3 separate regions of the Mus musculus genome follow, and regions 2 and 3 are each linked to region 1. Evidence: chromatin contacts called from ENCODE POLR2A ChIA-PET data. All regions are on one chromosome and are shown on one strand. The core of a region is the stretch at or near the end of the contact, and the rest is flanking DNA. Distances in the headings are between cores, read along the strand shown.

The links. ChIA-PET counts read pairs that join two places held with the same protein, here RNA polymerase II (POLR2A).
Region 2: POLR2A ChIA-PET joins it to region 1 with 12 read pairs in Patski. The contact joins the enhancer-like site here to the promoter of Rnf216 in region 1. POLR2A ChIA-PET finds 5 or more read pairs at or near these places in 2 of 5 experiments (Patski and embryonic stem cell).
Region 3: POLR2A ChIA-PET joins it to region 1 with 20 read pairs in embryonic stem cell. The contact joins the promoter of Actb here to the promoter of Rnf216 in region 1. POLR2A ChIA-PET finds 5 or more read pairs at or near these places in 4 of 5 experiments (Patski and embryonic stem cell).

The regions. Positions count from the first base shown.
Region 1 is chr5:143,111,754-143,114,453 of GRCm38, forward strand. It overlaps Rnf216 (ring finger protein 216), which reads right to left and starts at 1,267. Exons shown (of 17, transcript NM_080561.4): 1 at 1,146-1,267.
Region 2 is chr5:142,934,306-142,937,219 of GRCm38, forward strand. No RefSeq gene overlaps it. Among named protein-coding and RNA genes, the nearest start is that of Fscn1, 25 kb to the right of the region's middle. Within about 2 kb of position 1,471, at least 1 of the 3 ENCODE cell types and tissues checked has a DNase peak (open chromatin) inside an H3K27ac peak, as active enhancers do.
Region 3 is chr5:142,905,420-142,908,334 of GRCm38, forward strand. It overlaps Actb (actin, beta), which reads right to left and starts at 1,335. Exons shown (of 6, transcript NM_007393.5): 1 at 1,233-1,335; 2 at 145-273; 3 at 1-57. The coding sequence starts at 267.

The sequences.
Region 1 (2,700 bases), core at 17-2,516:
AGTGAGTTTCAGGACAGGCAGAACTGCACAGAAAAACCCTGTCGCGAAAAACAAAAAACAAAACAACAACAACAAAAAAATCCAGCAAGGAGTTGAGAGTGGAGCTCAAAGGTAGAGCGGCTGTTGAGTAGGAGAAAAATGACACATGCCTTTAATCAGGAAGCAGAGGCAAGCAGACCTCTGAGCTACATGCCCGCAAGGGCTACAGTTAGACTCAACAATAACAATAACAATAACAATAACAATAACAATAACAACATAATGGCAAGATGTGGTGGGGTGGCCTACACCAGGGCAGAGGCATGCAAATTCCTGAGTCCCTTGGGCCCAGCCTCTACTTTTCAGGTTTCAGGCTAGCCTCGGCTATGCAGAAAAATTAAAAAAAAAAAAAAAATGAAGAAAAGAAAAGAAACGAATCCAAGACAAACCCCAGCGGAGATGGCGTCCAAGACACTTAGCACAATGGAGAAGAGGATACCAAGTCATTGCACCCTTTGGAGATGCAAGGAGTTCGGGATCACCGAGGAGCCCCACGAGGGGCCGCCTCGTCCCCTCGAGCGTGGGTCTTGCCGCTCACCCCAGGGTGCCACGCGCACGGGAGCGCTCTCCGCTACCACGCACCGGGACTCCCGACTGCAGGAGTTTCAAGTCCCCTTCACTCGGGAGCTCAGACTGGGATGACAGGCGTCAACTTGGACTCCAAGGGGCCCCAAACTGGCCCGGGCTGGAGTTCGAAGTCGCCAGTCGGTCGCCTCTTCCGCTTCTCCAGGCCGCGGTGGGGAGCGCGGCCACCAGAGCGAGCCGCCAGAGAACCGTCTCTCAGCAGCTCGGCGCCCCCCGCGCAGCAGGCCGGCCCGAGAAACTTCCTCAAGTGACGGGAGGGGAGCCGGCAGGCCAGCGGTCGTCGGCGTCGCTCCCCTCCCGTCACCCCCCGCGCGGGTCCCCGGGCCCCCGGGGCTCGCGAGCGCGTCCCCCTCGGGCCCCGCCCCCACCCCGGTGGCGCCCCGGCGGGAGGCCACTCTCCTCGCTCGACCCGCAGCCCCGGGAGACCGCGCGCGCGAGCGCCCATCACGGACTCGCCCCAACACAGCCAGCCCAGCTCCGCGAGCGCGGCTCGACGCCCGGGAGTTCAGTCTCAAGTTCACCTGAAGAAGCAGCCGCTGGAAAAGCTCCCCCGCTGCGACCGCCGCCGCTGCGACCGCCGCCGCCGCCACCGAGGCCGCTACTGCGTTCCTTCCGGCCTCGCCACCGCGTCCACCTCGCGCCTGCGCGCAGCGCCCCCTCCCGACTAATAACAGGAAGAACCATAGAGGGACGCGGACAGTCGGGGAGGAGGGACCTGGAGAGCGAGACCATAGAGATGGGTGCCTAGCCGGCCTCCATCCAGGCTCCACGACTGCAGAACCTTGACTCCTCCTTGCTGTGGGAAGACAAAAGAACAGCTGAACCACAGGGTCACTGTAGCCGCCCCGATTTAGCTATGAAATCAACCGATTAATCACGTATCTATCCCCTCTTGAGGTGATGCTCTGTACCAGGTGAGAAAGGTAAAATGACCCAACTCTCCTCCCAAGGTATTTGGTGAAGAGTAAAAGTTCCAGCTCTGTTCAATCAAGGTTGGAGTGCTGGCCAGCGCTCAAGAGCACCGACCCAAATTTGATTCATGGAACCCTCATTGCAGCTCACAGTGGTCTGTAATTTCAGTTCTAGAAGATCCCTGACGATCTCTTCCAGCCTCTGTGGGCACCAAGCATGCAAGTTGTACACCGATATACATGCAGGCAAAACATGCATATGCATAAAATCAAAATAAAAAATAGAAATTGAATTTTTTTCAGCCAGGCAGTGATGGTCCACACCTTTGATCCCAGCACTTGGGAGGCAGAGGAAGCCCTGAGTTCGAGGCCAGCCTGATCTACAGAGTGAGTTCAGTATAGCCAGGGCTACACAGAGAAATCCTGTCTCAAAAAAAATTTTTTTTTAAATAAATAAAAAAACCTCAAGTTGTGTGTGTGGTTGTATGTGTGTATATGTATGTGTATGATGTATCTGTGTGCTCTGTCTGGGCTTCTATAGGTTGTGTATGTATAAGTGTGTGTGCTTGTGTGTGTGTGTATATGTTGTGTATGCTTGTGTGTATGAGTGTGTGTATGTGTGCTTATATGCGTATGTGTATATGGTGTGTATATGTAATGTGTGCCTGTGCTTGTGTTTATGTTATATATATATATATATATATATATATATATATATATATATATATATATGAATATGAGTGTGTGGTGTGCTTGTGTGTGTGTATATTATGTGTGCTTGTATATATGTGTATCTGTGCTCATGTGTGTATGTGTGCTCTGTGTGTCTGTGCTTATGTATGTTATGTGTGCTTGTGTGGATGTGCGTGTGTAGATATGCTTGTGTGTGTATGTGTGTATATGGTGTGTTTGTGCTCTGTGTGTGTGCTTGTGTGTATGTGTATATGTTATGTGTGTGCTCTGTGTGTCTGTGCTTATGTGTGTGTATGTTGTATACAAATGAGTGTATGACGTGCTTGTGTATGTTATGTGTGCTTGTGTGTATGTGTGTGTGTATATGCTTGTGTGTGTGCTCTGTGTGTCTTTGCTTGTGTGTGTACACTTGTGTGTATGTGTATATGTTGTATGTGTGTGTGTTTCTGAGATTGAACCCAGGGCCTCATAG
Region 2 (2,914 bases), core at 221-2,720, 180 kb before region 1:
TCCAAAGGTCCTGAGTTCAAATCCCAGCAACCACATGGTGGCTCACAACCATTCACAATGAAATCTGATGCCATCTTCTGGAGTGTCTGAAGACAGCTACAGTGTACTTACATATAATAAATGAGTAAATAAATATTTAAAAAAAATTTTTTTTAATAAGAAAAGGAAGGAATCTTCTGGCAGTGGTGGTGCATGCCTTTAATCCCAGTGTTTGGGAGGCAAAGGCAGGCACATCTCTGAGTTCGAGGCCAAGGCCAGCCTGGTTGATAGAGTGAGTTCCAGGACAGCCAGAGCTACAGAGAAACTGTCTCAAAAAGCAAAAACAAAACAAACAAACAAACAAACAAACAAACAATACAGGGTCTGCCTGGCGTGGTGGTGCATGCCTTTAATCCCAGCACTCTGGAGGCAGAGGCAGGCGGATTTCTGAGTTCCAGGCCAGCCTGGTCTACAAAGTGAGTTCCAGGACAGCCAGAGCTATACAGAGAAACCCAGTCTCGAAACAAACAAACAAACAAACAAATAAACAAACAAAAAACAAACAAACAGGGTCCACTGGAGAGATGGCTCAGTGGTTAAGAGCACTGACTGCTCTTCCAAAGGTCCTGAATTCAATTCCCAGCAACCACATGTTGACTCACAACCATCTCTAATGGGGTCTGATGCCCTCTTCTGGTCTGTCTGAAAATAGCTACAGTGTATTCATACACAAAATAAATAAATCTTAAAAAAACAAAAACAAAAACAAAAAACAAAAAACACGGTCTAACTGCATAGCCTTGGCTTCCCTGAAACTCTCCATGTGGAACAGGCCCCTTGAACTCATCAGAGTTCCCGCCTGTCTCTGCCTTTCAGGTGCTGAAATTCTATGTGCACCCCACACCTGGCTACTGTTTAACTCTGCCCTTTTATTGATTGATTGATTGATTGATTGGTTGATTTATAAGACAAGGTCTCTCAGGTTGGTCTCTAACTCACAGAGCTCTTCCTGCCCCTGCCTTCCTAATGCTGTGCCACCATGCCTGGCTTATTTTTTTTTATTTCTTATTTAGTCATTTTGCATTTTTGAGACAGATTCTCACATAGGCCAGGCTACCCTGGAGCTTGCTATGTAGCTGAGGCTGGGCTCGCACTTTTCATCCTCCTGCCTCTTCTTCTCAAGTGCTGGGATGACAGATGTGCACCAGCTCCTTCAGGCATGACTATCCTGTCTGCGCTGTTTGTTCTGAGATAGGTTCTTAAAATGTAGCCCAGGCTGGTATGGAACTTGATATGTAGACCAGGCTGGCCTTGAACTCACAGAGATTTGCCTGCCTCTGTCTCCCACAGTACTGGGATTAAAGGTCTGTGCCACCATGCCCGGCATTATTATTAAGTTGTGTTTCAAAGCGTGCTTCTGTGAAGGGTTTCTCCTAGGTGACCCATAGGAAGGTCCACCACAGGCCGGTTGAGCTCTGGTGCCTCCTATTGGCAAACCCTAACAGGAAGCTGGCCGCCAGGGATTCTGGGAGATGTAGTTTATCGTTGCATCCTGTGGCCCAGAGGAGACTAGCGGATCTGAAGCTGGGAGCCAATAGCTCTGAGCAGGCCATTAGGGACATTTTACTCTGGATCTAACAAGTCCCTATGCTGCTACCCAGTTGCATGGATCTGGACACACAGCTGCCCACTAACATTACTCCACACACGGGCACTTTTGAGTTTGTGCCTGGACAATTTTGCCCATCCAAGCTATATGGACTTGCAGATGTCTCCTTGCTGGACCAGGGACTTTGACTGTGACAGTGGACTCACTGTCTTGGCTTGCAGGTGATCCAGACACAGAGCACAGGTAGTGCAAGGGTCCTGTGGTGGTAGGTGGCTTTGGGTAGAGGTGCCCTTGTTCCTCACTCAGCCTTAGTTCTCACACATGAGCGTAACAACGTTAAGAGTGATTCTTGCTGGATTTCTGTCTGAGCGTTGGGCACCCAGCTTTGTGCGGCGCTTGAAAACAAATGCAAGCTCTCCAGGTCCGATTCCAACTTGTCCTCCTTAGGGAAGACGTCCACCATTGCTAGGAGGACAATTACAGGCTGGGCTCAGCTCTGGGGTTTACTTTTCTTAGGGACGGAAGAAAAGAGGGCCCCACTCTTTGAATTCCACGTAGTTCAGACCTCGAATCGCCTCTCCGGGATAGGCTGCTATGTTCACGGCAGCCGCCAGGTGGCGACAGAGACGCGCCCATCGACTCAGGCTGGGCGGGGCTGTACCTGCCTATGCGGAGAACTGCAGGGGAGACGCCCACAGACCCATTTAGGAGGAAGAATTCTGAGTTCTAAAAGGCAAAATATCCCAGGCCTGGTTGTGAAGGCCTTTAATCCTAAGGCTTAGGAGGCCGAGGCAGGCCGATCTCTATGAGTTTGAGGCCAGCCTGGTCTGCCTAGTAAGTTCCAAGACAGCCAGGGCTATGTAGGTATGTAAAGAGATTCTGTCTAGATGACCTGAGTTTAATCCTTGGTATGCACACGAAAAACTGGATTCAGGGCCATGCATCTGTAACCCCAGAACTCCTATAGCAAGACGAGAGAATGAGACAGGAGAATCTCCAGGAAACTGGCTCGCTGGCCAGCTAGCCTAGATAGGGGAAGAGTAGCAGCAGAGAAGAGATACAGGAAATGTTCCTGTGCTGGGTGTGTACACTGGCGATGTGGCACAAGCCTGTGACACAGGCTTATAGGAGGCAGGGGCCAGCAGTCTCTATGGGGCGCCAGGAGTCCAGCTTTTCTTTTCTTTTCTTTTTTTTTTTTTTTTTGGTTTTTCGAGACAGGGGTTCTCTATGTAGCCCTGGCTGTCCTGGAACTCACTTTGTAGACCAGGCTGGCCTCGAACTCAGAAATTCGCCTGCCTCTGCCTCCTGAGGCTGGGATTAAAGGCG
Region 3 (2,915 bases), core at 85-2,584, 210 kb before region 1:
GCTCTGGGCCTCGTCACCCACATAGGAGTCCTTCTGACCCATTCCCACCATCACACCCTGTGGAAGGGAACAGCCTTCTTAGCACCGGCATCGATCCCCAAGAAAACCCCAGGCTTGCCACTCCCAAAGTAACAGGTCACTTACCTGGTGCCTAGGGCGGCCCACGATGGAGGGGAATACAGCCCGGGGAGCATCGTCGCCCGCGAAGCCGGCTTTGCACATGCCGGAGCCGTTGTCGACGACCAGCGCAGCGATATCGTCATCCATGGCGAACTATCAAGACACAAAAGAAGGCTATAGTCACCTCGGGGCCGCCAAGAGCAGCCGCTGCCGCCCTGCCCACTTCCGGCAAGCCGCGGGCTCGAGCCGCCAGGGGGCGCGCGCCCAAGCTCAGGGGACAAAGGAAGCGCAGACCGGCCGCATTATTACCATAAAAGGCAAACGCTGGCCCGGAGGCGGACCTAGGGCAGGAAGCCAGACCTCCGCCCCCTCCCCAAACGGGCGCAAGCTCCGCCTACACTGCGCCGACGGGCGGCTTGTGCGCGCGCGGGAGGCGACCACACCCAGCAGGAAGCGCAAACAAGGCGCCCGTGCCACTGTGACCCCGCCCCTTCCGGACAACGGCCCCGCCCTCGCCCAACCCCGGGCAGCCGCGCTCCCAGCCTCAATACGCACGCGCAGCTAACTAGGAAGAGGGGGAGAGGAAGAGCTCCCTCCCTAGCGCACACGCGCCTCGATGCCCAGTGATAGAGAGCGCACGCGCAGTGGCATCCCAGCCCCCACCCGGCCGAGCCGGCCCTGCCGCGCCCGCCCGCCCGCCCGCCCGCCCGGCAAGCCGAATAGGCAAACCGGTTTGGACAAAGACCCAGAGGCCATTGAGGCGTGATCGTAGCGTCTGGTTCCCAATACTGTGTACTCTCAAGATGGACCTAATACGGCTTTTAACACCCGCAAGCCGCACCGGCTCATCAAATGCCCACACCGCGACCCTAGTGTGTCCCCAAGCCCCACGCACCGAGCGGGAGCGGGCCCACGAGTGTCTACACCGCGGGAATGTGGCTGCAAAGAGTCTACACGCTAGGCGTAAAGTTGGCTGTGCCAGTGTCCGCTCCGCGGCCCGGCACCACCCTCCACCCGCCCATGGTGTCCGTTCTGAGTGATCCTCAGGACCCTGCAGTGAGGTACTAGCCACGAGAGAGCGAAGGCCCGCTGGGCCCGGCGTCCCTGCTTACCTGGTGGCGGGTGTGGACCGGCAACGAAGGAGCTGCAAAGAAGCTGTGCTCGCGGGTGGACGCGACTCGACAGTGGCTGCGCGTTGCGCCGCCGGGTTTTATAGGACGCCACAGCGGCCACTCGAGCCATAAAAGGCAACTTTCGGAACGGCGGGCGCTGATTGGCTCCGCGTCGCTCACTCACCGGCCTCGCCGCACAGTGCAGCATTTTTTTACCCCCTCTCCCCTCCTTTTGAAAAAAAAAAAAAAAAAGAAGAAGAAAAAAAAAAAAAGCGAGAGAGAAAGCGAGATTGAGGAAGAGGATGAAGAGTTTTGGCGATGGGTGCTGGCTCCGTAGGCCCAGATGTACAGGAATAGCCTCCGCCCTTGTGGACACTGCCCCATTCAATGTCTCGGTTACTAGGCCTGCATTCTGGGGGTCACCCAACCACCCCAGGACCCTCTGGGTGTGGATGTCACGTGGATATCGAGCACTTAAGTGGATGAGGGTCAGCATCGAGGCCCGGACCCTATTTGTGTGGCCTCTTGTTTGAGGGACACGCGGGGCCTGGATTGAATGGACAGAGAGTCACTCCCCCTTGCTAGCAATTGCTAGCAATAGCCGGAAAGCCAGATCCGGGGGGGCCCCTTCTGCTGTGGTTCTAATTTGCTAGGTGTGTTGGGGTTCAACTTGGAAGCAGAACTCTGGTTGGAGAGGTTTTCATGGATCTTGACCTCTTAGAGACTCAAGGCCATCCTATCCCAAGCATAGGGCGAGCCCCAGTGGTCCAATAACTGGAGGTGTTGCAAGAAGATGCCTCCAGATATCCCCTGCCCCGGATCTAGAAAGGAACTGTGCTCAATAGAACAAACAAAACTTCTCATGGAGTCAGGCACTTTTGGAGAACTGCCTGATCACACCCAGGCAAGACTAAGCCTGGGCCGTTAGCTAGTGTCTCTGGGTGACTGCCAGACATCGCTGGGCTGGGGCCCACCATCTATCCTCTATTTATTATGTGCAGCCACAGCTGAGTTGTGCACTAGTCCATCTGCCAGCCGTGGGGATTCTGGGAGTGACAAGCTGCTCAGGGAAAAGTTGGTGGTCACCGGAGCCCCAAATCCTCCAGAGAGAAGCAGCCCCTGTCCCCCTCACCTAAGTACCAGTGTTCTACTTAGCAAGCCAGCTATTTGGCTGAGAGCTACACACGGGGTCAGGGTTGAGGGCCGGATCCCTCAGCTTAGCTTAGAAGGACACGCACCTTCTGGGAGAGTGTGACAGAAAGCTGGATTTAGGCAAGAAGGGTGCTTCAGGTGAGATGCTCTGGGCCTGCCGTGCCTCAGTGCATGCATAGGTAGGTGTTCACTGGCTCACAAAGTGTAGGTGTTGAAACCAAAGAAGGCTTCATCCATATATGGACTACAGTGGCCAGCTTCCTTGTTCTTGGCTGGTGGCAGGGCATTTTGAAGTTGCTGAGGCCTTGTCTGGAAGAGGTGACCATCACCCCAGCATATGCTGTGAACTGGAAACACACCCCTAGTTATCTTTCCCACCAAAAAAAAAAAAAAAATTTGACAAAAGTCTTCTGCAGTCACCAACCCTGAGAGAACTTTCCCAGGCAGTCTCCTCCCTGCCTCCGGGGGACAGGACTGCCCTGGCCCTGGCCTTGTATTTCTCAGTTGCTCAGGCAGTTTGCCAGCTGCCCA